Linked DNA regions of Homo sapiens: region 2 is linked to region 1. The links are chromatin loops, found by intact Hi-C in ENCODE. Cell type or tissue: dorsolateral prefrontal cortex. All regions are shown on one strand. Links, peaks and the distances in the headings refer to the core of each region. The heading gives the core; the rest is flanking DNA.

Region 1 (16,122 bases), core at 3,087-11,086:
CAACTGCAGAGGCTTGAGATTGTATTGTGTGTTGCTTAAGAAGAAATATGGAGTCAAAGTGCCTCATCATTTACCAGTTGTGTGACATATCACAAAAAGAGGGAGTGTAACCAGCCAAAAATTTAACTTGGACAATTGGATTGGTAAAAACTTTTTATGGGATATGCAGGAATACAGTTCTTAAAATTTTATAAGATGGCATAAAATTTATTTCTTTGATAAATGATATTTTCTTAAGATATCTTTCTAGAAATGGAATTGCTGAGTCAAGATGCATATTGAGGGATTTTGATACATATTTTTAAATTACCTTTTAGAAAAGGTAATTTTTAGTAGGAAAGTAGAAGTTTATCTCCTATTGCTAGGCATACTGATTTTTTTCTTTTTCTTATCTGCATTTAATCACTTTTCTTTAATGAGCATATACTACTTGTATAACAGAAAATAAAGGATGATTATATTTGGGAAGTGTCATGTCAGATTGTCCTGTCCAGTTTGAAATCCACTTTGACTTTTAATCTACCTTGAGATGTTATTTTAGCTCCCTACAGGTTAAGGGCATAATCCAAGATGATTAAGGAGATTGAATTCTCATTTAATTGATTGTTGCCACAGACACTTACACAGAGATAAAGTCATTAAACACATGTCTCTTTTACATTTGAAAAGACATGGCAAATAATTTTACTGCTTTCTTTAGTATACATAATGTCATAATATTGTGAGTGTGCATGTGTATACCATTCTGTCTATATCTTAATGATCTAGAATGTATATGCTACTTTCTTACATGCAAATGAGCTGTACATATTTGAGTAATATTGGTGACTTTTTTATATAAATCAATTTTTCCTTTTGATGATTACATTATACGAAGATGTTTGAATGCTGTTTTTTCTTTGTTATGTGTATGCTTATATCTGTGAAACATCTAGCTAGATGTCCTGCAGGAATCAGTTTTACATATGTAAACAGGCATATTTCTGCACTCTAAATTTTGATAATTAAAATAATTCGTAACTTTATTATTCAACTCTCAAGTGTTTAATAGCCATTACTAACAAAAATTTCTCTTTGTGGCTAATCTGATTACTTGGAATCTTTTTTATTGTGACCAAAAAAAGCAACCCTGCACATACAACTTTAACTTCAATATTTTAATGACGAAATTTAAGGATAATTTAAATAGAAATGGACTCAGAAAAGAATCAGTAAGACTTAGTGAAGGATCATTGTCTATTATAGAGAAGTTGATTTAAGATTAACTTATTAGTAATATTTAACATATATAAAGAATTATTAGACTGGGTATATAGACAAGCGTTTTATTCTTGGAAGACAAAAAGAAGAAAAATTGAATTCAACCGATGTATACGAAAATAAAAAGTAACAGTAAATTAAAAATAGATAATTAAATAAATATATGATACAGTATAACGTTTTATAGCCAAGATGATGTTACAAATCCATATTTATTGACATGGATATGTTTTTATACTAAAGTGTTTATCAAATAGCCATTAAGAGATAACTTCTTTGAATAATTTGCTTTCTAAATTTCTTAACTACATAAATTTCCAGCTTTATATGGAACACCAAGTTTTCAAACCATTAGTGATGTGCTTTTTATATGGTGTTAAAAAGTTTCTTTCTTTCTTTTTTCTTTTTCCCCCAAGATGGAGTCTTGCTCTGTCGCCCAGGCTGGAGCGCAGTAGTGCGATCTCGGCTCAGTGCAACAACCACCTCCTGGGTACAAGCAATTCTCCTGCCTCAGCCCCCCAAGTAGCTGGGATTACAGGCACCTGCCACCACGTCCAGCTGATTTTTGTATTTTTAGTAGAGACGGGGTTTTACCATCTTGGCCAGGCTGGTCTCTAACTCCTGACCTCAGGTAATCTGCCCACCTCAGCCTCCCAAAGTGCTGAGATTACAGGCGTGAGCCACCATGCCCGACCTAAAAAGTTTCTTAAACGTCACTTTATACTCTCAAATTATCTAGAAAGGAAAACGTATTAGATTCCTGGATATTTTGGATATTGTAAGGAACATACTTATTTGCTGTATATACTCTGTTTGTAACAGTATTGTAACTTCAGTTCAAAACAATACACAAAACATTACAAGTTCCCGTGATATTTTAAAAATTCATTTATTTTCTTCCTTTCTGAATACAAATGCTGTTCAGTCTGTTGATTCTTCACTAATCTGAAATATTAGGGACTGATTTCTGAATTGGATATTCATTCTGAAGCCTTTCAGAGCCACTGGCACAAAGGGTCTGTCAAACTTGGAACACCATTTGTTGTATCATTTTATTTTTTTCTCTTGGCAAATCCACATAATTCATACAGGACTATGCCAGTGTCTTTTGAAAGAAACAAGGTTTAAGAAAGTAAAAATGTTAATAAAGATAGTGAATGTTAATTCTGTCATTGTTACTGTATTTCTTCAAGCTGTGGCTGCAAACTGCTTTGAGTGATGTTATTGTAACTCGCACATTAGGGAGAGAAAGAGATGTTTGGTAGATTTTTAATTAATGATCCCTATCAATGCTCCTTGAGCTTTCCCACTCTATCTCTCCACAACTTCCATCCCTGGTTGGAAATTTTTTGCTTACCCATACTAAGTGAGAGTTATTGATGGGAAGGCATCAGATATCTCACGTGTGTTGCTGGTGGGATGGGAGACTGTGGAGGATGGGAACAGGTGGAAATCTACTGCAATGGAAAAAAAAAAAAAGCATGTCCTAGGACACCCAAAACATGGAGGCTAGATAATAACAATAGCTACTTGTACTGAGAGCTTCCACTCTGCCTGGCTCTTTGCTATGAGCCACATTATTCATTCCTTACAACAATCAAACAAGACAAGTAAAATATCATGCCCATTTTTTAATGAGAAAACTAGAGATTAGAGAGGTTATAGATACTTGCTCTGAGTCACTAGTAATGAGTAGTAGAGCTTTAATAAGTCCCTGAATTTAGGTTGTATCTAGTACATTTACTCTTAGAAGTCTATCATGCTCACCAGAGTTGCAGAGTTGCGTGTATTTCTTGGGCTCATTAATGTGTTTTTTTCTTTCTAAAACTAAAGTCATTTGAACTTGTTAGATTTTGAAATATTTAAATATCTTTTCTATCTGGCTTTAACATCTTTAATCTTGGAATCTTGCATGCCTTCATATTCTTAGGACCACGAAACCACAGGAATATTTAAAATGATATCTAGTGGAAACAATATGAAGTTGGCCATGGGGTCAAATTAGAGAATCTGAATACTATGCTTCTCCTTGATTGCTCTTCCCATTTCTTCAGAGTAACCCTATTCCCCCATCTCATGCTCACCCCCTTTCCAAAATCATACATAATGATCTCCCAACAGTATGCATTAGGCTTTCTCTACTCTACCCACTATGAAATTACACAAGAAGCCTATCGCAATCTCACTACCTCGTCTCTCTCACAGGTTTACAGAAGGTGAGAGGAAGGTGCAGATAGAGAATAAGAAGCAGGTGGCTCCAGCATCAACATTACATCACCCCTTGTGTTCACAACAAATACGGAATATTATCCAAAGATAATAAACGTTGTATTTTCTTAACTTAAACACATTAAATCAGTCCTCTCTTTAATCAATTGTTAATGGGCAGCATCTTTATTTTCATGCCATTCTACTCTGCTGTCTTTGCTATAGCACAAGTTTACCACATACCATACCTAAAAATTCAGTTGTTCTATGGGGGTAAACAAAGTCTAGGTTAAGCATATATTTCATAGAATGTTAATCTATAGCAAAATTAATGAATTAAATCCAGATAAAAGAATCCTATTATGGTCTGGTAAAATATTTATATTTCACTTAGCAAAGAGAAAACAAAACATGAATATTGTAGTTATGAACAGAATATGCATGTTAGTAATGCTTCCAAATATGTTATTACTTCATAACTTCATATTTCTTATGAGGTACAAGCCATTCAATTAGTTTAACGTTATATTCAGAGAGGCTAAAGATTTACTGAAGACCATGCTGTCCATCAATAATGAAAAGAAAAATTAAAAAAACTTTATTTTAACTTCTAGTTCCCTTCTTTGTACTTGAGCAGCTTTCCCTCCTTAAGAATACAGACCTAGAACATATGCAATATCACTATCAATATTATGTGTAATTAAAAGTTCATTGGATGTTTACTGTGTTCAAGGCATTTTAAGGAGTGACAAGAGTTAAACATATAGTTGTAATTCAAAATGACAACGAAATTAGTTTACAGTTTTCTTTTTTTGTAGGTAGTAAGAAATCATCTCCCCCTATTGAGGAATACCAATATAGAAAAGGCAAAACTTTAAATATGAATGAACTGTTTCATAATAACATAAGTTCTTCTTGATTTCCATTGTCACATCCAAATTTGAAGGCTATTTCTAACACAGCTGGGTTCTACCTTTTTCCTTCTCACTCTTTACCACACCCAATCTGTGAGGCTTCAGACACAAACTGCTAATTCAGGAGACAATTGTGCCTTCTGTAACAGTTTCTGCTAAATTGTCTCAGCTCTGCCACTTAAAATAGCTAGGTGATCTCAGCATATCACCAAAACTCTTGGAGCTCAGTTTCTCTGTCTATAAAAGTTACATAAAATGTAATTGATCTGCTTGTTATGACTAAATAACATAGTACATTAGTCCTTTGCCAAAGGACTAACAAATTACCAAATAAAAGTTTGGAATCATGTTAAACGTTTATAAGAAGTGCAACTGTCCAGAAATAATTCTCTCACATTGGTCTGTTGTAATGAGACCTAAAATATCTCATTTTATTTACCTCTTTGACTTAAAGCACTAGGTCTCAAGGAGGTCATGGTTATACTATAAATATGTCATGTGAAATAATATATTAAATAATTGTTGTAATACTCTATTGAGATACTAGTTGTAAAGAGGCACAATGGAAAACTTATACTATTAACAGTAGTAAAAAGAAACAACAAAAAGCAATAAAAAACAAAACACCCATTCATGCAACGACATGAACGAACCTCACAAATATTATACTGAGTAAAAGAAGTCAGACAAATATAAAACAAAGTTTATACTACGTGATTAGATCTTTATGACATTCTAGAATATGCACATGAAGGTACAAGGTAACTGTCTGGAATGATGAAAATGTCCTGTGTCTTCAAAATAGTGTGGGTTACACTAATGCATGGCTTTTTCAAAACTGATTTAAAGGGACACAACATCTGAGCATTTCCCTAGGTGTAAATTACACTGCAATTTTAAAGAATCATCTAATGATATTGTGGTTATTTTTAAACAGTCCTTAAATTTTGTGGATGCATACTGAATGTTTACAGCTGAAAAGATATATATAAAGCTTGAATTTGGTAAAAAAAAAAAAAAAAGAGGGAGGATTGGTAGTGATAAAGTGAGTGGACTTATGGATGAGACATGATCAGCCATGCATTGAAAAAATGTAAAAGTTGGATGATCTTCACATGAGAGTCCTTTATTCTGTCTACTTTTGCATATGTTTGAATATTTCCCATAACAAAAAGTTGAAAATAGAGTGATCACATGAGTTAATCTCCTAATTTACAAAAAAGAAAACTGGAAACAGAAGGAGAACAAAACTTGTTCAAGGTCTCAAAGCCAGACAGCAAACTAGCTCCCAAGTCCAACCTTCTTGCTCTGGTCCTAAGCAAACAAAAAATATTAATATGAGCTACTGCATTAAGGAAAGTCTGCTTTTCCAAAGGGCAGACCAATAGTTCAAGGAAGAGTTTAAATAATAAATATTTGTGATCTTACTTTCATGCTTTTCTATTTTCCACTGAACACATATGCATTATCTTCTATATGTCTTTTATGTATAATCATTTGCTTCCTGTTCCTTGTGGTTTTAAAGTTGTTTTGTATGTTTAAATTTGATTTTACTCAAATTTCAGAACCCAAATTAGCGCAAGAATCAGACAAAGCATAACTTTCTATAAATATAAAAACAATTAAAAAAAAAACATACAGCAAAAACGAGTTGTTGTTTCCCCCCTCCTCTTCCAGTGCTTAACTAATCTTCCGAATCCAGGCACAGAAAGCAAAGGCTTTCTGCTAGTGGGAGGAGCTTGCTTCTCCATTCTGGTGTGATCCAGGAACAGCTGTCTTCCAGCTCTGAAAGAGGTGAAAATGTGTTAAGCGATGCAAAAATTGTCTTGAAGTTCGCGTGTGTATGTCTGTGTGCATGTGCGTGTGGTGGGTGGGGGGAGAGAAAAGGGGGTGTCAATTCTGAGGGCAACGAGAATCAGAAGTCAGAAAGGTGAGTGGTGTGTAGCATCTCCCTTTCAGAAGGGGCTGAAGAAGAAATTGGATATGATGGTCCGGTAGGCTAAATCACGCTGGATTTGTCTCCCAGATAAAGGGAGGTCTGCAAAGTAAGTCCCATTTCTAGAGCGAAAAGCCTTAGGACCGCTTGTTTTAGACGGCTGGGGAATATTTATTCCTTGTTCCACTGATGGGAAAATCAGCGTCTGGCAGGCGCTGATTGGTGGAAAGGAAAATGGTGATAGTGGCGTGGAAAGAGGATTTGCTGAGCCTTCTCCTGCCTCCTCAACCTGTGACTCTTCCTTAGTAGTCTCCCTTTCACCCTCAGGACCCTTTCCGGCTCTTCCTAGATTAAGAGCAAACGAAAACCTTGAAGATATTTGAACTAAAGCGACCCCTAACGTTGTAACCTGTGACCGTGATTAAATTTCAGCGATGCGAGGGCAAAGCGCTCTCGGCGGTGCGGTGTGAGCCACCTCCCGGCGCTGCCTGTCTCCTCCAGCAGCTCCCCAAGGGATAGGCTCTGCCCTTGGTGGTCGACCCTCAGGCCCTCGGCTCTCCCAGGGCGACTCTGACGAGGGGTAGGGGGTGGTCCCCGGGAGGACCCAGAGGAAAGGCGGGGACAAGAAGGGAGGGGAAGGGGAAAGAGGAAGAGGCATCATCCCTAGCCCAACCGCTCCCGATCTCCACAAGAGTGCTCGTGACCCTAAACTTAACGTGAGGCGCAAAAGCGCCCCCACTTTCCCGCCTTGCGCGGCCAGGCAGGCGGCTGGAGTTGATGGCTCACCCCGCGCCCCCTGCCCCATCCCCATCCGAGATAGGGACGAGGAGCACGCTGCAGGGAAAGCAGCGAGCGCCGGGAGAGGGGCGGGCAGAAGCGCTGACAAATCAGCGGTGGGGGCGGAGAGCCGAGGAGAAGGAGAAGGAGGAGGACTAGGAGGAGGAGGACGGCGACGACCAGAAGGGGCCCAAGAGAGGGGGCGAGCGACCGAGCGCCGCGACGCGGAAGTGAGGTGCGTGCGGGCTGCAGCGCAGACCCCGGCCCGGCCCCTCCGAGAGCGTCCTGGGCGCTCCCTCACGCCTTGCCTTCAAGCCTTCTGCCTTTCCACCCTCGTGAGCGGAGAACTGGGAGTGGCCATTCGACGACAGGTTAGCGGGTTTGCCTCCCACTCCCCCAGCCTCGCGTCGCCGGCTCACAGCGGCCTCCTCTGGGGACAGTCCCCCCCGGGTGCCGCCTCCGCCCTTCCTGTGCGCTCCTTTTCCTTCTTCTTTCCTATTAAATATTATTTGGGAATTGTTTAAATTTTTTTTTTAAAAAAAGAGAGAGGCGGGGAGGAGTCGGAGTTGTGGAGAAGCAGAGGGACTCAGGTAAGTACCTGTGGATCTAAACGGGCGTCTTTGGAAATCCTGGAGAACGCCGGATGGGAGACGAATGGTCGTGGGCACCGGGAGGGGGTGGTGCTGCCATGAGGACCCGCTGGGCCAGGTCTCTGGGAGGTGAGTACTTGTCCCTTTGGGGAGCCTAAGGAAAGAGACTTGACCTGGCTTTCGTCCTGCTTCTGATATTCCCTTCTCCACAAGGGCTGAGAGATTAGGCTGCTTCTCCGGGATCCGCTTTTCCCCGGGAAACGCGAGGATGCTCCATGGAGCGTGAGCATCCAACTTTTCTCTCACATAAAATCTGTCTGCCCGCTCTCTTGGTTTTTCTCTGTAAAGTAAGCAAGCTGCGTTTGGCAAATAATGAAATGGAAGTGCAAGGAGGCCAAGTCAACAGGTGGTAACGGGTTAACAAGTGCTGGCGCGGGGTCCGCTAGGGTGGAGGCTGAGAACGCCCCCTCGGGTGGCTGGCGCGGGGTTGGAGACGGCCCGCGAGTGTGAGCGGCGCCTGCTCAGGGTAGATAGCTGAGGGCGGGGGTGGATGTTGGATGGATTAGAACCATCACACTTGGGCCTGCTGTTTGCCTGAGTTTGAACCACACCCCGAGTGAGCAGTTAGTTCTGTTGCCTACGCCTTTCCACCATCAACCTGTTAGCCTTCTTCTGGGATTCATGTTAAGGATACCCCTGACCCTAAGCCTCCAGCTTCCATGCTTCTAACTCATACTGTTACCCTTTAGACCCCGGGAATTTAAAAAAGGGGTTAATCTTTTCATGCAACTCCACTTCTGAAATGCAGTAATAACAACTCAGAGGATTCATCCTAATCCGTGGTTAGGTGGCTAGACTTTTACTAGCCAAGATGGATGGGAGATGCTAAATTTTTAATGCCAGAGCTAAAAATGTCTGCTTTGTCCAATGGTTAAATGAGTGTACACTTAAAAGAGTCTCACACTTTGGAGGGTTTCTCATGATTTTTCAGTGTTTTTTGTTTATTTTTCCCCGAAAGTTCTCATTCAAAGTGTATTTTATGTTTTCCAGTGTGGTGTAAAGGAATTCATTAGCCATGGATGTATTCATGAAAGGACTTTCAAAGGCCAAGGAGGGAGTTGTGGCTGCTGCTGAGAAAACCAAACAGGGTGTGGCAGAAGCAGCAGGAAAGACAAAAGAGGGTGTTCTCTATGTAGGTAGGTAAACCCCAAATGTCAGTTTGGTGCTTGTTCATGAGTGATGGGTTAGGATAATCAATACTCTAAATGCTGGTAGTTCTCTCTCTTGATTCATTTTTGCATCATTGCTTGTCAAAAAGGTGGACTGAGTCAGAGGTATGTGTAGGTAGGTGAATGTGAACGTGTGTATTTGAGCTAATAGTAAAAAATGCGACTGTTTGCTTTTCCAGATTTTTAATTTTGCCCTAATATTTATGACTTTTTAAAAATGAATGTTTCTGTACCTACATAATTCTATTTCAGAGAACAGTTTTAAAAACTCATAGTCTTTTAAAAAATAATCAAGAATATTCTTAAGAATCAAAATCATTGATGGATCTGTGATTTCTTTTACCATCATGAAAAATGTTTGTCAATTTTAATCCATTCTGATTTTTAAAATATGACTTTGATATGCCCCTGTGATGTGTATAAAGAGACCTATTTGTGGCCCTAAAATGGAAAGAACAGATTAGTCTTTGATAGAGTTACTTCATGTGATCATTTGGTCTCTGTGAACACTGAGGACAGAGAAAAGTGCTTGAGGGCTGCTACTAATCTCTCAGAAACATTTGTATAGTTCATCCATCAAATGACACACATACTAAAAGAATAAAGAAATTGATGCTTATTACCTACTTGTTCCTAAAGTTCCACCTTGGGGTATACACCCAAACTCTGACTCTCTTTTCTGTAACTTGAACTGTATTCAATTGAGTGTTATTTTACAAACCACTTTGAATTCCTTGGAAAAGAATAGACACACACTCTCATCCACAGGCATAGACACACACACTCAACACAGACACATTGCCCATTCTTCCTCTCTTCTTTCTCCTCTGAGCTTTTTCACATTCTCTGGTGGCAACTATAGCAGTAAGAGTCACAGGATGAACAGTCAGGTGGAGGATGACCACATTGAGTTGCCTAGCTGAAACATGTGCTCCGTCTATGTCTGCAAAGTGAAAGAAAGCTACACTATCTCTTCAACATAGATCAGTGGGGGAAATTTTATACTTGGGATGATTTATATGAATGCATCTCATCAAAGTTCACAACACATTTTTTTTTCAGTTTTTTATTTTCAGTTTTTAGAGTCAGGGCCTTGCTCTGTCGCCCAGGCTGGACTGCAGTGATGCTATCATAGCTCACTGCATCCTTGAATTCCTGGGCTCAAGTCATGCCCCCACCTCAGCCTCCTGAGTAGCCAGGATTATAGGCATGTGCCACTGCCTCATTATTTAGACTTTTCTTATGTTGACTTAATCTTCCCACAAATCTTCAATTAAATTACTTTTTTTCTACCTTAAAACATATTTTCAGAAAGTCATTGAAATAGGGTGTTACAAGAGGAAAAAATTGATGAGTTAATTTTAAATATTTTATGAAGTGTGAATTATACCTTTTTAGATGGAATTTGGAATACTGAATCAGTGACATGCAGTTTATCAATATCTTTCCGTTTGTCCTCAGATTTCCAAGTTCTGCAAGCACAAGTTTCTTTGACTTAGTTACCTTTTAACTGTTCATTGAAATCATTTTCAATGTCTCTCATGGCATTTAACACATAGCACATTCTATAAATTTTTTATTGGTTACATTCTGAGTTCTAATTGAGAGTTGAACTTACACACAGAATTTAAGATAAAAAATGACCATGTGAAGACACAATAGTATAGTCCAGGGATTGGCAAAATTTTGGGTAAGGAATCAGATAGCACGTATTTTAAGCCATGAGATCTATGTCTTGGCCAGGTGCCGTGGCTCAGGTCTTTAATCCCAGCACTTTGAGAGCCCGAGGCTGGTGGATCACTTGAGCCCAGGGGTTTGAGACCAGCCTGGGCCACATGGTGAAACCCTGTGTCTACAAACAACGCAAAAATTAGCCGGGTATGGTAGCATGCATGTGTATTGCCAGCTACCCAGGAGGCTGAGGTAGGAGGATGGCTTGAGCCATACAGCTCACTGCAGAGGTTGCAGTGAGCTGAGATCGAGCCACTGCACTCCAGCCTGGGTGGCAGAGTGATACCCTGTCTAAAAAAAAGAAAAAAAAATCTATGTCTCAATTCTGCTGTTGAAGTGTGAAGGTAGTCATAAACAATAACTAGTGTGGCTGTGTCCCAATAAAACTTCATTTATCAAAACAGGTGGTGGGCTGGAATTGTCTTGTATGTTGTAGCTTGCTGACTACTGATAGAGTGGAAAGAACATGCACTAATCACACAAACCAAAGTTTTAGTTGAGACTACATCACTTATCACCTTTAGGGTCTTGGGGAAGCGTACTTAACATCTCTGAGCATCACTTCCCTGATTAGTAAAAAATATGATTTAGAAAACTGCAACTACCTTGCAGTTTTTGTGGGAATGTCATAATAAGACAGGACATATGAATAATTGAGCACACTTTTATATATAGGAACCATGGTTATTATTATCAAATAAACTCTCCAACGGAATAATTACTTTGCCAACACGTTTTCCATTTATTCTTTTATCCTTCATTACATAACTAGTTTGAAAGATTGGAGGCGACCAAAGACCATTTTATAATTTCACTTATGGCTGAAGATGTTTGGTAGAAGCCTCATAAGAAAAGTAATCTCATTCCTTTATAAGAATATACTTTTAACAACTACTTTTTAACTCATTGAAGAACTACCTTAATGATCAGTGTTATTTTTATGGGTTTTGTTCCCTCCATTTTTGTTATCTGCGTACACCAATTTTCAATCAACATACTTCAATTTAATAGACAAAAATTTCTTCAAATGACTCAGAAATTAATTAGATCTAAATCCAAAAGCAGAAAGATTTAATTATCTTTATATAATGCTCAGTAATATAAATGCAATAAATACAAGAAAATGATGATCTTTGAGTGTCTTCCAATGCCACTCTGCTCAATAAGCAGCAGTGGCCATCAGTGAAATTGATAGCAAATTCTCAAGTCAAAATGTGCTTCACCTCACTAAGCTGACAAAGTCAACATAACATGCACAACAGGGATAACTGAGTTCTCAAAACTCTCAGGTATTACTTCTGACCTTCTTCTCCACTCTGTGCTCTTTTGAGGTTGGGAAGACAAGATAGGGTGTGTGTGGGACACCTCCGCTCAGGGAAGCCATCAGCTCTGGTGTCCCTACAGCATTTATACCTTGCTAGTCACATAACCACTTGGCACCTATTTTGTAGGTGTACGTTATCAATTACAGATTACTCATAAATTAAAGGCTAACCATCAATTACAGATTATTAGTAAATAATTATGACCTCAAAGAACAACTGATTGGTTTGATACATGGTAACCTTATGAGGACTCTCATTTATCTCGTTTTTTTAAGTTATATACCTATCTCTTTGGGGTTGCACTACAAAAATATAAAATATGTTGCATAAGATATTTATAAAAAATAATTAATTATAAGTTCTAATGGTGTGGTTTAGTGGCATTCTTTTTTTTTTCTTTTTTTCTGAGATAGGGTCTCAATCTGTCATTTCACTCCAGGCTGAAGTGCAGTGGTGTGATCTCGGCTCACTGCAACCTCCGCCTCCTGGGTTCAAGTTATTCTCCTGACTCAGCCTCCTGAGTAGCTGAAATTACAGGCATGCACCACCATGCCCGGCTAATTTTTGTATTTTTAGTAGAGATGGGGTTTCACCATGTTAGCCAGGATGGTCTCGAACTCCTGATCTCATCATCCCCGACCTCGGCCTCCCAAAATGCTGGGATTACAGGCGTGAGCCATTGCACCCGGCCTAGTGGCATTCTTTTTTAAAAATAAATTTAATTGTGTATATTTAGGGTATGCAACATGATGCTATCAGATACATTAGACACTAAAAAATTACTATATTGAAGCAAATTAATATATTCATAATCTCTCATAGTTACCTTTTTTGTTGTTTTTGTGGCAAGGGCAGCTAAAATCCACTTATTTATCATGAATCTCAAATATAGTACAATTTTATCACCTACAGTCCTCATACATTAGATCTGTACACTTTTTCATCTTACACATCTGCTACTTGCTTGGATCCTATGGCCTATATGTCCCTATTTTCTACCTACTTTTCCACCCCTATTAACCCTGTTTTTTACGTAGTCTCTGTATATTTGAATTTTGTTTCAAGCTTCCACATATATGTGAGATAATGTAATATTTTTCTTTCTGTGTTTGGCTTATTTCACTTAGCATAATTTTGTCTGGGTTCATCCATGTTGTAAATGGTAGGATCTTGTTTTTTTAGGGCTGACTGATATTCCATTGTATCTATGTACCACAATCTTTTTATCTACCTATCTATCAGTAGACACTTTAGTTGTGGCTATTATGTTTTTCTTTTTTTCTTTTTTGGAGACAGGGTCTTGCTGTCACCCAGGCTGCAATGGAGTGGTGTTATCATAGCTCACTGTAACCTCAAACTTCTGGGCTCAAGAGATCCTCCTGCCTTGGCCTCCCAAGTAGCTGAGACTACAGGCATACATTACCATGCCTGGCTAATTTTTAATATTTTTTGTAGATATAGCATCTCACTCTGTTGCCCAGACTGGTCTCAAACTCCTAATTCAAATTTAGAATAGAGTATGACAATTCTGTAAAATATAAAAAACATGTCCACTCCGTATAGGAAGTTATACAATGAGAAGAAGACAAACACTATTTACATTACTCTTGATAAGTTTTTTACAAAGAAATAAAACACTTTAATTTCTAATGTTTTAAATTCTGGTTTGCTAAATAAATAAATATTAGTTTTAGTGTTTTTAAAATTCCTTATATAGTTATAAGTGATCTTCCTGCCTCAGCCTCCCAAAGCACTGGGATTCCAAGCAAGAGCCACTGTGTTGGGGCCCTTGGAAACAGATATGCTGAAATCTTTTCTTGTGGATCTACACCCAGAAGAGGGATTGCTGGGTCATATGCTACTCTATTTTTAATTTTTCTTTTATTTTTAGTGAATATGTAATAATTGTATATAATTGTGGGATCCAGAATTATATTTCCATACATGTATACAATGTGTGATAATCAAATTAGGGTAATTAACATATCCATTACCTGAAACATTTATCATTCCTTTGTGGTGGGAACAGTAAAAATTAAAAATTCTCTCTTCTAGATTTTTGAACATATGCAATAAACTATTGTTAAGTATATCACCCTACAGTACTACAGAATGCTAGAACTCATTCCTCATATTTGGCTCCAATTTCATATTCTTTAACCAACCTCTCCATATCCTCCCCTCCCTCTTACCGTTGTCAGCCTCTAATAATCATAATTCTACTCTCTACTTCTATCTCATTGTCTTTGATTTAGAATATGTTTCATAATTTAACCAAAGGTCAAATTCTTAGGTACTGCTAAGGCAAAGAACAAAGATCGCATTCCAGCTGTTAGACATTTCTTACTACTAGTCATTTTTAAGACAACATGGGGTGCAGGTGGTGAGGATGAGAGATAGAGATTGAAACATATTCTCTTAAATATCAGCTGTTCTCACTCTGCATAGTTCCAGCACAAACAAATTCCAGGTACTATGGTTAGTTAAATAACACCAGCCACTAACAACACAATTCAAATTTCTGTTACCACAGTATACCGAAAGTCATTGCATAAAGTACAAACTTTGCTGCTAACTCTTCAGCCTTCAAATCATTACATAAATAACAGAAACCCATTATAATCAGTGACAAAACCACAGCACTTCTTTCAAAGCTTTTTGGAGATTGGTTGCTTCACATCTGTTATGCAGTTCATACAGACAGCAATGCCCGGACTTGTGTGGCCACATTGTCTCCCAGTGGTGAGCCCATGTGATGTTTCACGAAAATGCGCAATCAAAAGAGGAAACTGGCCAGCAAAGATGAAAGAGTAGCAAACAAAGGAAGTGAAACATTCTGGAAGTAAAATTTGAATCAAACATAAGTTGATGTATACAGGAAGTAGCTACCCTGAGGATGTTGTCACTGCTGCAATTCAGGAGACTCTAAATATGCAGTCAGAGGAACGTAGTGAGGTGAAGGTATCCGTATAATGGGGAAAGAGGTTGTGATAAAGAGTGAAGGTGTCCCAGAGGAAGTGTTGCTGAAAAATACACCTTATGTTAAATACACTGTCAGTATATCATGACATTAAAGTGCAAATGATAACATTTTGTAAACTGATCCAAACTTAAAAAGGAGTATGATAATTCTGTAAAACATAAAAATCATGCCGATTCCATAAATTATACAGTGTGAATTACACTGAAAAATCCAACATTAGAGAGGATATGAATACAATTTTTTACAAGCATAATTTTAATAATACACATAATAATTATTTGTATTCAAGTTTAGTAATGTTCAAGGTTTGGAAGAAATTCTGATCCTGTGTAGAGACCCTAGTTTGAATGTGCTTATAGCCTATTATTACATGTGTAATGTTACATAAATTACTTAACTCGGATTTTTAATTTCATCAGCTATTTAAAATGGGCATAATATAACTATATTAAATGGCTGTTATGAAGATTAAATAAGATGATATGTAAAATGTGTTTTTTGTTTGTTTGTTTGTTTGTCTGTTTGTTTTTTTGAGACAGAGTCTTGCTCTGTTACCCAGGCTGGAGTGCAGTGGCACAATCTTGGCTCACTGCAAGTTCTGCCTCCCGAGTTCATGCCATTCTCCTGCCTCAGCCCCTCCCAAGTAGCTGGGACTACAGGCACCCGCCACCACGCCTGGCTAATTTTTTGTATTTTTGGTAGAGATGGGGTTTCACCATATTAGCCAGGATGGTCTCGATCTCCTGACCTCGTGATCTGCCCACCTCGGCCTCCCAAATTGCTGGGATTACAGGCATGAGCCACTGCGCCCAGCCTAAAATGTTTTTTTTACATAATGGGTGTTCAGCACATGTTAAAGCCTTCTCTCCATCCTTCTTCCCTTTTGTTTCATGGGTTGACTGATCTGTCTCTAGTGCTGTACTTTTAAAGCTTCTACAGTTCTGAATTCAAAATTATCTTCTCACTGGGCCCCGGTGTTATCTCATTCTTTTTTCTCCTCTGTAAGTTGACATGTGATGTGGGAACAAAGGGGATAAAGTCATTATTTTGTGCTAAAATCGTAATTGGAGAGGACCTCCTGTTAGCTGGGCTTTCTTCTATTTATTGTGGTGGTTACTGGAGTTCCTTCTTCTAGTTTTAGGATATATATATATATTTTTTTCTTTCCC
Region 2 (16,122 bases), core at 4,823-12,822, 130 kb after region 1:
TTGGCACTGTGCATTCTGAAAATCCTCAAAGCATACATTTGAAAAAGTTTAGGTTTCTAGGTGGAGTCGTGACTGTATTTACGTTGCCTGTGGCTACCTAATTAATTTTCTTCTTGGTAGATGTGTTCATGCTGTTCAGTTCAGACAGGAGTTGAGAGTGAGATTGCCATAGGGAGATTCCCCAAGTGACAGCAAAGAGAGTACAGTTTAAAACAGCCTAGATTGTTAAAAGGTACAAAAAAAATTAGAGTGAGACCAGATCAAGATTTAGGATCTAACAGAGATGTAGGAAGAAAAATCAGTCTAAGCAGTTCCGTACGTCAGGGTCTAGCAAACCATTAGTGCTGACAGCTCTCCCAGAAGACTCATCTCCTCCTTTTGTCCCCCATCAGCCCTTTCCAGTGATAAAGAAGCCCTGCCGCAATGTGACCCCGAAGCTGCAGATTGTCTGAAGATCAAAGAGCCACATAGCTTTATAGCTGTCTAATGCCTTTATTTTATAAGTAAGCGAACACCCAAGATTACATAGTGCCTTGTCATTTTGGATAGAATTAAAACAAATCTTCAACCAATAATTCTTTACTGCTCCAAAAACTATTATTGGTGAATTGCATCCTAAATCTGTAGATATATTCCAGAATATATCTATAGAAGGAACACAACATGTTAACACTAAACCCCAACATACGCTTGAAGCATAATAATGCTCCCATTTAAATATGAGCAGTTTTCCTATATAACAAATTAAGGATTCACTACTTCCTGCTCCTTTGAGCCACTGTATTACCCCTGCACCTTTCTTATTGCTGTGGGAAACAAGGTACTTTTTAAGTAATCTAAGAAAAGTACAATAAAATATATATACAAATGTATAAGAAAACAAACACAAAATTCCACGTCTAAATATTTAGCACAAAAAATAAGAACTTAATATTTAAGTTAAGAACCACCAGTATACCCATGCAAATATAATTTCATCAAGTTCCTTACTGATTACGTTTTTGAGCCCTCACATTACAATGGCTAGTAGAATCTTGCTTAGAGTAAATATCTGCATGAATGTGCAAACATCATTATTAGATGTTATTCTTAAATACAAAATTTGTTATACTAGATATATTAAGATTGAGATGAAAAGAAACCCATTTGTACATTCACTAAAATTTTTTAATGGCTAAAAAATATCATTCAGGTGTACAATTAATTTCTTATAAGTATAGAATAGATGACCTTTCAAGTGACTGCCATCAAGTGCAATGACATTTACTCTTGAAATGTTATTTCTCTGTTCTTTAAACCATGGCCAAGTTGTCTTGATCCCTTAAATAAAGAGACTATAGGTCACTGGAGGGAAAAAAAAAAAGAGGTGAGTTCTAATCATTGGGAAACAACAACAACAACAACAGCAACAACAAAAATCCTCAGTCATCTCAGGACACCATCAGCTTAAAAGAAGACAGCACTTTTTTGGGAGTATGTTTGACATTTTCCACATATTTCAAGAAGGTCTTACTGATCTAAAATTGTAGCAGATGGAGAAGCAGCAGGTGTGAACTCAGCAACTATACAAGAGACAAGATTCCAAACTAGGCCAGCAACTTACGGTCTTTCACATTTGAGGTGAGGGAATGGATTTACTTTAGAAAAGATATAAAAGTGTGTGTGTGTGTGTGTGTGTGTGTGTGTGTGTATAACATGCATTAAAAGCTATGTTAGTATCTTTCTATAAGACATGCCATGGATCTAGAGCCTAGGAGATGGATGATAGCAAAATAAATAAAACAGAGGAAAGACTTCTACACCAAAGTTAAAAGAAGAAACCTAACTCTGTTTACTGTCCAGACTAATTCAAGTTACTGTGCTTTTTCAATTTATATTCATTTTTAATTATTTTCTTTTTTTATTATACTTTAAGTTCTAGAGTACATGTGCACAACGTGCAGGTTCGTTACATACGTATACATGTGCCATGTTGGTGTGCTGCACCCATTAACTCGTCATTTACGTTCGGTATTTCTCCTAATGTTATCCCTCCCCCATCCCCCACCCCATGACAGGCCCCAGTGTGTGATGTTCCCCGCCCTGTGTCCAAGTGTTCTCATTGTTCAATTCCCACCTATGAAGGTTATTGTGCTTTTAACCTCAGGAATATGCTTCTCTAAAGGCAAATTCTTACTTATTTTGACAACCTCTCCCCAAATACTTGCCCTGCCCGTTATTTCAAAATTATTAAAAAATAAAATCATAGCTATTTTCTCAATCAGAATCTCTGGGTTCAAGTTTTAGCTCTACAATATTCTAGCTACGTGACCCTAGGAAATATATTAGCCTCTGAAAATTAGATATAAATTGGAAATTAAAACATTCACGCTACTTTGTTTTAAAGATTAAATGAGATCTACTATAATTATATTAACGCTTAATAATACCTAGTATTTCTTTATTTCCATTTTCTCATCTTCACTGGTGTAAGAAAAGTCAAAATCTTAACAGCAAGATGTAATAGAATTAAAGTGATATTAATATTTTTTAAAAATATTCAGGTCAAATAAATATACGTTTGGGCTTTTAATATAGTAATTCCTTATATTACTATGGTGACTATTATAAAAAAAAGAGGAGTCCAGGCGCGGTGGCTGACTCCTGTAATCCCAGCACTTTGGGAGGCCAAGCGGGGGTGGATCATGAGCTCAGAAATTCGAGACCAGCCTGACCAACATGGTGAAACCCTGTCTCTACTAAAAATACAAAAACCAGCCGGGCATGGTGGCACGTGCCTGTAATCCCAGCTACTCAGGAGATTGAGGCAGGAGAATCACTTGAACCCTGGAGGCAGAGATTGCAGTGAGCTGAGATCACGCCACTGTACTCCAGCCTGGGTGACAGAGGGAGACTCTGTCTCAAAAAAAAAAAAAAAAAAACAGAAGAAAAAATTTTCAAAAAAAACTTTGAGCAATAAGATCTTAGTGCAAAAGAAACCAAATGAAAAGTGTTTGAAATAAAGTTTCAATCTTTATTACCAATGCATAAATATCTTTCTGTACTTTATCTTGGAGAGAATTTGATAGTTTCCAAAAAGCCTTTTGATTCGGTTAGGACATACACACAGAGATTGAAATCAAATTGCAAAGCAACATCTATTTATGTATTTACACCATCCTAACTTACATGGAAGAAAAAGGAAAGTAATAGAAAAGCTAAAAGTACTACATTCTTATACATATGTTTGAAATAGACTGTACACAAACTAAATATAATCTGCATTTCTTTTGGCTACAACAGAGCACTAAGAAATGTTTTACAGACTGTTCAACTGACTCAATGTTATACTTTTAAATATCAGTGATATAAACAGAATAAGGACATTCTAATATATCTTGGAACTTTATCCACTAAAGAAATGCATTTAAGATTTTGTGTTCTAAATACTCTATTTTAGAATACAAACAAGCAGGGAAAAGCAATCTTGGCTTCCTCATTCTTGGTTCTTTGATAATATCTATAACTTTCCACTTACAGTTTGATTCAAAAGGGCCATGACAAAGGTGAGAGGCACATTCACATTAAATAAAGGGCAGTAGCAAAACTTTGCAAAATTCAAGTTGTCAACAGCTAAATATACCTTATGGTAACAGTCCCTAAAAGGAAGCTAAATTTGTAAGCGAACCACAAGGTTCAAGTTTTCTGAAAAAAGAGCCAATGGTGGATTTTAAGTATCCTTAAATAAGATGTAACTTCTTGCATTTTATATAAAATTTAATGTCCATATGTCTACATAGCTTTTTCTAACTAAAAACATCTATATTCTTCATCCACTTCTAAAGTGGATGTAACCCAGAATAGGTTAAGAAGCTATATAAAGAAGAATAATATTGTGTAATTACTAGAAGCATCTCAGAATAACTGACTAAAACCTTATTTTCACAAAATATATTGCATAAAATATCAGTTCCTGGGGAGTTAAACAGATACGTAAAAATTTGATGAATAAATTAAACTTCTATACTGCAGGATTTTTCAGAGCTATTAACATTTTAATGAGCATTGTTTGTCTCCACGAGTGTGATACAATAAGCAGTTTCACAAATTCGCCTACCCAAGGAAGTTTTCTTAGCTCACAGTGTTGTATGGCTGTGATAGTCCAAGGAAACCGCTTGGAGAAACGGTGATTTAAGACTGCACTTTATGACCAAACATTGAGTGATAGATAATCAAGTAAGGATTTTATAATGAAATTCAAACTAACCAATTTTTAGTGAGTAAAACAGCAACTGTGCCTTTGGAACCATGCTGTTCTCCAATGAGCAATAACCATAATCACACCGCTAAGTAAATTGACTGGCAGGTCCCAAATGGATAAATACTTCTTCACATATTCTTAATCGCTTGGGCAAATTACCTTTAAAGAATACTTTGTCTAGCTTTGTTGTCCCAAAGATCCTTATTATTTCATCCCTAGCTAGTTATCTAGTACACATAAAAAATAGAACTAAGAACAGCAAAAATGGGGTGGAAAGGATAAAAGATAATGTTTCAACTGCAAATTCTAGGAATTACAGTCATTGATAAAATTGTGTATAATGTGACAAGTATAGCCGAGAGCTGTATTTTAGCTTCAGGATTACCAGAATTTGAAGTTTAATCCACTGTTAACCTATGTTAAAACAACCAAAACCAAAAAGAAAGAAATGATTAGCAGAGAATCAAACACGCTGCTGTTAGTTAAACTTGAGTAATAGTGAATTTTCATTGTCATATTGCCTAAGACCTAAACATTCTTTGTAACTGCTTCCAGCGTGATTTTAAAAACCTGTAGGTCTGATGTTCTTTATAAATGAATAGGAAACACATTTTATTTCAACTAAAATCACAGCTGTAACCTAAAGAGAGAAAATGAGATTGCAGGTCGTCCTTTTCCTTCCTCTTTATTTTATCAGCTGTTCAGTTATATCCACCAATTCCATTTAAGCTGACAACTGGTATTTTTCTTTCATTCTCTCTACTCCCACTAATATTATTTTAGCTTCTGAGTTCTCTCCTAACGTCACCAACTTGTTTTTGCCTACATCTGTTCTTCATTAGCCTCCCAGAGAGGTATGTTTTCATTCAACTTTATGGAGTATTCATGATAAGCATGAGACTGAATATTATGTGTTTCTTCCAAGATCCAAGGAAACTGACAATCTCTCAAGGGAGCAAAGGACAAAAATACCTGCTACTTTATCATAGAAAAAGATAAATTTTTCAATATGTGGCTTTCAACGTAGTAAATGAGATATGGCATCACTAACTTGATTCTTCATTTGTAAAATGCTATTTTGATATGGCCTAAGTGTTGCTATGGAAGCTGATATTACTCCTCAGTTGTAAAAGGGCAAGAGACTGTACATTTAAGAAAACATTATGAACATTTTGGGGAACCTATATTGTTAAAAAAAAGCTCTGTTTTAGACATGCAATAATATTTAAAGTGCTGAGCTGATATTTACAATATTTTGTTCTTTAGCAATCATCTTTCTACACTGCTAGAGCACCGAATTATCAAAAATTAATGTGGTACACCGAGCAGTGGAAATGAGCTTTCTAAGAATATAGTTGTCTAAAATATAGTACTTGAATGTATTTAAAATTAAGTTCACTATAGTTTGACAGAATACCTTCTGTATATTTAGATTAAGGGCATATTCTCTCAGCAATATTATTTTGGTAAACTGTAATATTAAATAAGACATTTTTGGAATGGATATTTGAAATTTTGAATGGATACTTGAAATTTTGTGTCATTATGGTTAATGCAAACATTTAGTCTGACTGCAAATTTTCAGAGAAAAATATTTGTTCACTTGTTGGTAGGCAGGAGAAATGTAAAAAGATATTAATGTTTATAATGTGAAAATATATTTATATGCTTAAGGTATACATAAGGTATTAGCTGACAAAAGTAGACTTAAGGTGATAACAGACACCAACTGGAGCTAGATTAAACAAATAAACATATTTTTTAGGAAGATGTTGTCACATCTCACAAAAGCTAGGCTAAAGCTGAAAGACCCAGTCCCAGATAGGCTGGTATCAGAGCAGGTTCCAGGTGTGGGAATTCATAGGCCTCAGGGCCACTAGCATTTGCAATAAAACTGAGCTACCAGAAGCTCCCAGCCTCTGGTTTCTCAGTTCAACTTTCTAAATTCCTAGGATCTTCTGATTGCCACAGCTTAAATAAGCCATCCATATCAACCCAATCAACTGCAGCAGGTGAAGCAGGTCATATAGCAGTGCCATGGCTGGTAGAGACCCACCTCACTGTAACAGGGACAGTTTCCAGAAAAGTAGAACTCTTGACAACTAGACACTAATCCAAGAGTTATTCTACAACTCAAATGAGTATGATCATTTATCAAATTAAATTTCAATGACTATCAAAGTTGATGACTGCATCTTTCAGATTTCATTTCATTGGTATCCATTATGAGTCATGCTCAATTCAATTTTATTAGAAAATATATGCATGTGCGTGTATGTAAACATGATAACTTTGCCATGTAATTAATATGGTTGATGCTAGTAATGTTTACACAGTTGATTTAAAATTAACCTAGCGCTCTTAATGGAGATTATTTTATAATATGTGGAGAGGCTTCTGCCAAGAATGTTAGTGTCTACTTCCAACAAGCTTGAACAGAAGAGGTGCAGCCTGGAGCCATCTAGATTAGACCCCCAACACATCAGATTGGCTTGAATAAGTCAGTTTTAGATCAGTTTTAATGACTATCAGAGTTGATGGCTGCATCTTTCAGATTTCATATTTGTTTGCCAGTTACAAGCCGGTTATCCTCCTACTGGGCAATAAACCTAAAGGGCATATTCAGTCTTCCTTGGAAGTACACAGAGAGGAGTATTACAAAATGTATTCAATTTTATTTTTATGAGGATGCACTTTGATTTTTAAAAAATCTCAACTCAATTGGCTTAATTTTTTTTCACTCCATGCATTTGCAAAATCTGGAATGTAAATGTAATCATTCAGCTTGACTGAATTTTATAGGAAGTGTACAACTTAGTTGTATGAATAAAAGAAGAAAATAACCTTTCTACATACTGATGCATTTATTAGAAATATATGGGTTCGATGCCTTTTTAGAAATAAGCTGGGGTTTCCTTCTGCACATTAGTAAGTATTAAGAGAGGCTGTTTGTTTGTTTGTTTGTTTGTTTGAGGTGGAGCTTCGCTCTTGTTGCCCAGGTTGGAGTGCAATGGCACGGCCTTGGCTCACTGCAACCTCTGCTTCCTGGGTTCAAGCAATTCTCCTATCTCAGCCTCCCAAGTGACTGGGATTACAGGTGCCTGCCACCATGCGCAGCTAATTTTTATATTTTTAGTAGAGACGGGGTTTCACCATGTTGGCCAGGCTGGTCTTGAATGCCTTACCTCAAGCGATCCACCTACTTTGGCCTCCTAAAGTGCTGGGATTACAGACGTGAGCCACTGTGCCCGACTGGTATTAGAGTTTTTTTACTGCTCTCAGATTAAAGGATTTTACTCTGTTACTAACTGCACGTGATGAAGTTAATAAAGAAGTTATTTGACTTGCTTTCCAGGCAAGTTGGTAATCATGTGTCAGCCGTATTTGCTTTTAATATTTAGAACTTACCAAGAAATTCAGTGACAATACAAGTGGCACACAAGGGAGCAAAGAAGACACTGAGTCCTTCAAATTACTACTTAATGTTTTTGATTTTTAAATAACAAAAGCCATAGTTACTCTTCTGCCCACCCTATAGTGGCATAATGAGGTGATCAGTAGAAATTGGGGGGTGACTCTTTAGGATTACTGTTAACTGAGGAAAGATCTGACTTCAGTGGCTCTTGTGAGAGACCTCTGTGGTCAAAAATAGCTAAATTTGTCCCCTCCCGCCTCTGAAAATAAGCAAGCACATAACTCCTTTAAGGAATTCCCTTTGTTGCATCTTGGTAGTGGAAAATGGAGAACAGGAAATTGCAAGATGAAGAGACAGGCTGTCATTGTGGGAGCAGCTGACTGCTGAGCTGTGGTAACATAAGTGGGGCTCAAGCAAGAACAGAGATGACAGAAAATACAACAGAATCCTTTGTACATTCAGAGGAGCTGTTAGATTCTGGGCCAGACACCAGCAGTGCATGTAAGACAGGAAGTAAGCATGGACGTCTGAGAGATGAAAACCTTGCTGTTTTTTATACTGCCACATGGCATGTGTGGAAACACCAGGGAGCTCCACAAAACTCCATTTTCCTCATCCTTCCTTTCTTTGGGAGAAGGAAAACATACTTTGAGCCCTTGACCCTCACCCTCAAGGATGTAAACAAGTTAGAATAACATTCCCTCTGTGATAGCATGCCACGCTGCCTTGAAAGGAATTGCACTGGGAATGAAAGGCAGAGGTTTCTGTGAGTAGAGATAAGGGAGGCTGTGAAAACTGAATCCATTATGTTCCACTGGTTGAAGCAGCATTACTGGAATTTCACTGGTATCCCTTCTGAGTCATAATCAATTCAATTTTATTGGAAAATATATGCCTGTGTGTGTATACAAACATGATAACTTTGCCATGTGATGAATATTGTTGATGCTAGTAATGTTTATACAGTTGATTTAAAATTAACCTAGAGCTCTTACTGTAGCTTTTTTTATAATATGTGGAGAGGTTTCTGCAAAGAACGTTAGTGTCTACTTCCAACAAGCTTGAACAGAAGGGGTGCAGCCTGGAGCCATCTAGATTAGACCCCCAACACATCAACACATCAGATTAGCCTGACCAAGTCAGTTTTAGATCAATAATAACTGTTAGCTTACCTGTGATCTATTTCTTATTGTGAATCAAATTCATCCCAGTGGACAGAACCCAATTCCAATGTCAGCCCTTAAAATTAGCTTCATTCTATTTACACTATATTACAAGCAACCAATTATTGTATTTAGTGAAAGTCATCACACAGGCCATAAAAGAAATCTAATATTTATATTTTCAATAAATAGAGTAATTACATTGTGTTAGACACTAAACTAAGTACTTGCAACTCATTTTGAATATTGCCTGGTGGAGAAGAAATGTATCAAACAAGAAGATAGAATGAAGTTTGATGCTACTGATGGTTATTAGCTTTCTTATTTGAAATGGAACAAAACACCAGAAAATGGAACTGCACAGGCTAGTACAACACATCAGGCTTTTGAGAGGTTCAGTGCAAGTACTAATTATAAAGACAATGGAATCAGATGGCTCTTGCTGAGCATAACTGATGCATTGGAGGAAGACACCAAAAGGTTGAGGGTAATTAATCACACCTCAAAAGCAAAATGTGAAAGTCAGAGGTCCTCGTTGGCAGCATATAAAGTAACTGTTATCTTTTACAGCTATAGACAGACAGAAAAAAACAGAGGATCAGGGCCAGTAGCAGAGCACCAGAGAAGGCTAAAGTCTCAACTGCATCAAGCCAAGGCTCTTGTTGAAAAGGGGTGAGACTCTGAGAAGTGCGACGGTGCCATGTGGGTAGACAATATTGAAGCCCCAGATCCTCTCGAATTCTCTGGGTTTACAGGAACGTCCAACTCCTTCCAGCTAAATACTATCACTTTCCTCCTGTTTGAAGACAATGCAGCAGTCTCTAGCTTGCAACCCCACCTAAGAACCTAGCCACACCTCCTTTCCTAACCACCAGACCAATACGTAGCATCAAACCACAACATTAACTGGCTAGTGAAGTACTGAGACAGAAAGGAGGAAATGGAATAAATGAACTATATCCCAAAGAAGCTCCATGATCCAGGCAACATATACCAGTAGCAACCAGAAAATGATGTATAGGACTAGATCCTGCAGTTGCTGGATTAAGAGACTGGAGGATGGGTGGAACAAAAGTCTGAATAATGAGGAGTTTATTGACATAGTAGTATTCTCCCACAATACCAGGTCTAATTACCTGGCAAGCACACCAAGATATTGTGCTAATATGCTGGTTGGATTTCACTTCGAGGTTTTGGGGGACAGCAGTGGCCCATAGTAACTGAAATATAAATGGAGCAAGTGCAATGGCAGATAATGGAAAAAGGCATGCTACAGTGAATATTAATGTAAGCTTAGAAAATCTGCCATCTGAACACGTTCCACGGGTGGAGTTGAAGGACACTTCTTTTACCAAAGTGCTAAATTATGCTCTGGTGAGAGAGGCACCAATATCATTGAGAAACTCAGTAGTGACTGTTCCTCTGTTGGTAAAGAAAAACAGCAGGAGATTCTGTTACACAGCTGGACTCAACTGTTACACAGCTGGACTCAACTGTTACACAACTGGGCCAATAATATGATTTGGAATGACAGAATTCCAAAATATAGATATGAGGTGGTGGCATTTTATTGTCGAAGCAAGGAGGTTACAAATAATGCAATGAGCAGCCAGCCATGGTGGCTCACGCCTGTAATCCCAGCACTTTGGGAGGCTGAGGCGGGCGGATCACAAGATCAGGAGTTCAAGACCAGCCTGGCCAAGATGGTGAAACTTCATCTCTACTAAAAATACAAAAATTAGCCAGGCATGGTGGCGGATGTCTGTAATCCCAGCTACTCAGGAGGCTGAGGCAGAGAACTGCTTGAACCTGGGAGGCGGAGGTCGCAGTGAGCTGAGATCGTGCCACTGCACTCCAGCCTGGGTGACAGAGCGAGACTCCGTCTCAAGAATAATAAATAAATAAATAAATAAAGCAATGAGTTTGAGCAGCAAGACTGGCATGACAATCTGGGGTCCTGAACCACAGGACACCATGGAAATGGTTAATAAAACATAGCTTCCTAAGGGCAGATAGATTGTAACCTAAAATGAAACTGCTCAGTTCATATAACCAAAATAAATCAGAAGTAAAGGCCGAGGGCACCAGGACTAATGAAATGCTTCAAATGGTTGTCTGTTTCCATATCTGAGACAATTTTCAGATCTGAAACATATGAGCTGAAGGGCAAACTGGGTTCTCAGGAGGAAGAACCCTGCCTGAACAGGCAAATGGACAAATATGTAGGAAAGTGATTCCCACAGTCTTTCTACAAAGGGGCTTATAGTTATTCATACAAGGAACCATACACAAAAGAGGAATACAAAATATTAGTGTTAGACACTAAGTTGGCTTAGACTAAATCTAAAATGCTCACAAATGTAGAGTATATAATACATGCAATACTGTCATGGGTTGTCACACAGTGAGTCCACAAGGTCCCCAGAACCAACCAGTGGCCATTTCTCTGATCTTGGCCCTGACTATGTAATTGGTGTAGACATACTGGATTGATATTAGAACTCTCACAAGTGTTTCTGTCCTGATTGGGAGAATACATTGTAGTGAGGAAGGCTACATGGAAACCTCTGAAACTCACCAACTCCTTTCCCGCTGGCTGAGTTAGTAAATAAAAAAACAATATTGTATCTTGAAGACAATGGCAGAGATCAGTGCCACCTTTAAAGGCTTAAGAAATACAAAGGCGATGGTCTGCATTATATCCCAAATTAGTTCACTAGTCAACCAGATAAATTCTGTTTGCTGTACTGGATGTGGAATAATTAACATGGGCTCAAATACATGGAGTGCTGTATGGCCATTACTTGGGCAAATGTCTTTATTTCCATTCCTGATAAGAAGAAGGACCAGAATAAGTTTAAATTCATTTGAAACAGACAGCAATGTACTTTTATGGTCTTCCCATAAGCCTGTGTGAACTCTTCTGTCGTCAGTCCTAACATAGTCTGAAAAGATCTATACTGTCTAAACATTTACAGAATATCATATTAATCCACTATATAGACAACACCATGTAATAGGACTAGATGAGCAAGAAGTGGCAAATATGTTAATAAAATATGATTTTGGTTAAACACATGACTTCCAGGAGATGGGAGATAAACCCCATGAAGAATCAGGACCAACTGCATTGGAAAATTTGAGAGTCCCAAAGGTCTGGGCAATATTTGGACATCCCCTTGAAAATAAATGACAAATTATTGCATCTCACACATCCCACCACTAAGTACAGAGCATCTTGGGGTCCAAGAGACAGAATAGTCCACCACTGGGAATAGTACTCTAACCTTCAGCAGATGGCATGGAATACAGCCAAATTTGAATAGGATTCAGAGTAGAAAAGTACCTTGCAGCAGATTCAGGCTGCTATGAGAACAACTGTACCATCTAGACCACAGTGTTGTGAAACAACTAATATTTTTCATTTCTGCATGATCCAGGATTTCTGAGTAAAGGATGATTGAATAGCAACCTGAAAGATAAATCCTCCCTGGAGCCATTTGCTTATATTTCAAAATGGTAAAGAAAAGCTAGAGATTTCCTCTTCCTCTCCCTGGAGAAGATTTGTCTACATTGCAAAGCAAAAATCCTTCTCTAGGGAGGAGGAGGAATAGATGCACCAGATGCCCTACTTAAGCTCTGATTCTCATAATTTTTGGATTCCTCTTCTGTAGCAAAACCTCTATATGCGCAGGTGATATCTGGCCCTCATTGTGTTGCCCAAAGGAGAACTGGGGCACTGCTGAGATGATCTGCAAATAAATGATGTGTTCTTTCATCCAGAAGTAATGTCTCAGATCCTTCACAGTTTCAAACTTAAAATTGTTATACATAATTTGTGGTGGAAAAACACATGTTGTGTGGAATTTCGCACAAACCCTAGTAGGAGTTTCACAGCATAAATCCTAAGGATTCTGGAACATGACCATGTCATCTGCAGTAGAGAATTAAACACCATTTGTAGAACATCTCCTGGATTGCTCCTTAGCCATAATAGAGATGAAGAGAATACAGCTTGTTGGCATCAGCCGTGAAGATGCATGACAGTTTTATGAGAAGGCTGATGAATAAGGGTCTGAAAATGATGATGAAGAGCACAGAGTGTTCAAATCCTGCCTGTCAATGCTAAGAGGTAAGAAATGGGAGAATACATAGCCTTGCTTGAAAGAAGAAAATGTTAATCAAGGTCTTTCAGGGAGAATGAAATTTTATTTAAATCCAAGATGTGCAAAGTACTTTGCAAAGAGTTTAGTCATCTCTAGAGCTCATTAATCATGGAATGGTGGACTTAGAGAAGGAGTTTAGAAGGATCAGAAGAGAGACGGGATCAAGGAACAGAAGGAAAAAGCATTATTGATAGGAGAATAAGACAAAACAACTCTTATCCCAAAAGAGTCTACACTTGAATGATGGTTGAAAAAATAAGGAGGTGAAGCAGGTTGATGTTGGGTGCCAAAGAGAAGCGCAAGATAGTCAGCGATGAGTAATGCAGGTTTTAACTGTCATCAGGGCGGGAGGCCAAGCAATAGCAGCTACAGCATAGTGGGGTGATTTTCAAACGTTTGATGGCTGACAGTGATGGCAAAGGCAGTGGAGGAAGAGATTCCCCATCTCCTCTGAGATCTACAGGAACCCAGCTGTATATTCAATTCAAACAAACATGCCTATTTTCAGAGAGAATTTACAAAATTCTAGGAGCCTGCTAGGCCTATAGTCTCCTTTGAAGCACAAATAATTCTGTTTTTGGGCTAGTGTGATAAAAGCAAACAAACCTCAATCTACTGGACACTGCTAAAGTAACTGTCTAGGTGGAAATGCAGAGACCACTGTAGATGATAATGAAGCTAACCCAATCAGATTTGTGGGGAGAAACTATGAGAGGTCTAGGTACACAGGAGAGGCCAATGTCACTGGCCTTCATGCTGTATCCCTGATGATACTAATTTATTATCCCAGGGCTATCTGAAGCCTACTGTACTGAAAGGCTGAATGTCTGAGGAAACATCATATGATAATAATCCCATATCCATTTCCCTATGTGCTTACCTTCATTGGATAGGTAAACTAGGTACCATTCTTTCCTATTAATATAAATAATTTTGCTACAATAGCTAACTTTTCCCGAGGGCTTAAATGTGCCTAACACCGGGCATGGTTTATAAGCTTTATTTAGTTTTATACTTAAATAACTCAATTTGCTTGGCTCTGTTATAATAACCGTTTTTGTCACAGAAAGGAAACCAAAGTTAAAAAAAGGTTAAGTAACTCGAGTCTCACAAATGGCAAATTTTGGAGCTTGATTTCAAACTCAGGTGGTTGAAATCAGAGGCCCTGCACGCAACCACTAGCCACATTGGTGTTTCTCTTTTCACTTTGCTTATTCCTATCCATCTTCCCTTGGGATTCTTTCCATTAGGACAGTTGAATACATTTGTTGCAGTCATAATATTATGTTTTCTCAGACAGTAATAAGTAAAGTGGCAGACAGAGATAACCAAAAGAAAAGGAAGGGGGCATTGGTTAAAGTGAATGGAGTAAATTCATTTAGAAAGCAAATGATTTTTTGGTCAAAGTGGCAGAAAGTGGAAAACAGTTAATGCTTGATAAAATCTATTTATAAATCTGCCTTTTATTCACTTAATTCTGAGAGATTGAAATTGAAATATAGTTGATATTTGACACATAGTTGAACAAGTGGAAATGAATATATAAAATATATATGTGAGAAAATTGCATTTTTATTGAGCATAAAATCTAGAATTAAAATTTAGGTTTTGCATTTGTGGCTCTACAAAATGGACTTGCAGCTTTTCCTCACTTGGCTAAAAGGTGGCAGCTAAACTGTACTCTGTTTTATAGGTTTGAACTATGATAGTTATTTGAGGTAGATTACATTTCCCCAAAATTTCTAAAAATACAATCTTTGCTGTTTTAATGCTCTTTCACAGTATTACCACTCCTCATTAAGGTGTAAAGTCTATTTCTCCTCCCCATAAAATTGGGCTAGCCTTTGTGACTACATTAAAAAAAAATGAAATATGAGTGATGCCAAGTGGCTTTCTAGTCTAGGGCACTGCAGCATAATAGGTGATACTGCTTCCACCTGGCTCACATTCTCTCTCTCTCCTCATCTTTGACACCCAGCCACCATGTTGTGAGGAAGCCCAGGCCACATGGAGAGGCCATGCCATGTGTACATGTTCCAGCTGACAGCCCCAGAGAAGGACACAGTGCACAGCCAGGAATAATTTCCAAGTAAGTGAATGAGCAAGCACTTAGCCACACAAAAGATACCAGTCCCCAGGCCACAGGCTTCTGTCCAAATGCAGAAGTTATTCCCATTCTTCAGTTTCCAAGTTTGATGTTCATTCTCAAAGAAATTTTCTCTGAACTCTCATATTCTATTAAGTTGCCCTTTTATATGTTATTATAATGCCTCATGAATCCCCTCCATAATGTATATAACATGTAAATATATGTCTACTTATATAATTATATAATTATACAAATCTAATTTGTATAATAATTTATATTTGTATAAAATTATTCATTATGAAATAAATATATATTTATATTCTATATATATCACGGAAGAGCTGTATCTTTCTGGTTCCCCATATGTACTCAGTTTTTTAACTTTGACATTTGGTAGGCCCTCAATACATATTTATTGTGTAAATTAATTGTTACTCCAGTGTTACTTCTAAGGGACTCAAGTTACAGTGGTTTAAGAGTCCCTACAGGCTCAGAAAGACTTTGGTATTTGCACTCTACTAGATTGGTAGGGGATGGTAGAAGACTGTCTAATCAGCATGGTTTTCAATTTTGCATTTATGTCTTCATAGAAAAGTAAGTGTGATTTTGTTTATTTTATAGAAATAAGGAACTCATCTGAGCAGATTTGATTGTAAAATTACTTTTCCTCCCTTGGAACATATAAATGACTCCTTTCAAAGTGTCTCTTCTTTCTGTGCTGTGTTCTGCCATCATTTATTATTCAGAAAATGAGGCTATCGTGTAAAAGGCAGAAAAGAAAGAAGGGAGCCTGGAAGATAGATGCTGCAAATTTAATCCTGGCCAAATGACCGAGGGGCGGGGTGACCTAGACCTGGATATGTTTTAAATCTTCCCAGGCCTGTGCCTCTGTAAAAGATTGTAAACAAAGTTTTCCTGAGGAAAACAAAGGCATATAATGTACATATATTTCTAGTGATATATGTGGCACAATGTAATGCTATGTGAAGCAATGATAAAGATCTTTGAGATCTGTTTCAGGGGCAGCATGCTAAATAGTAAGAATAAGT

Evidence for each region. Peaks named below come from ENCODE experiments on the same cell type or tissue, not always from the same donor. Only the 100,000 strongest peaks of a DNase experiment are listed, where the experiment ranks them.
Region 2: a loop joins it to region 1, with 2.3 times the contacts of the local background. A loop is called at or near these places in 3 of 110 quality-filtered maps.

What each region holds. Positions count from the first base shown.
Region 1 is chr4:89,828,306-89,844,427 of GRCh38, reverse strand. It overlaps SNCA (synuclein alpha), which reads left to right and starts at 7,267. Exons shown (of 6, transcript NM_000345.4): 1 at 7,267-7,466; 2 at 8,736-8,881. The coding sequence starts at 8,761. It overlaps SNCA-AS1 (SNCA antisense RNA 1), which reads right to left and starts at 8,027. Exons shown (of 4, transcript NR_045481.1): 1 at 7,694-8,027; 2 at 6,022-6,167; 3 at 3,028-3,087; 4 at 2,437-2,717. In dorsolateral prefrontal cortex, for the core only: CTCF peaks have their summits at 6,553 and 6,753; DNase peaks (open chromatin) are centred at 6,527, 6,807, 7,207, 8,177 and 1 weaker place; H3K4me3 peaks cover 4,137 bases; H3K27ac peaks cover 4,627 bases.
Region 2 is chr4:89,701,225-89,717,346 of GRCh38, reverse strand. All of the region lies in intron 1 of LOC124900602 (a long non-coding RNA gene), which reads right to left. Among named protein-coding and RNA genes, the nearest start is that of SNCA-AS1, 130 kb to the left of the region's middle. In dorsolateral prefrontal cortex, for the core only: no CTCF peak of the experiment used is centred there; a DNase peak (open chromatin) is centred at 8,096; H3K4me3 peaks cover 629 bases; H3K27ac peaks cover 2,792 bases.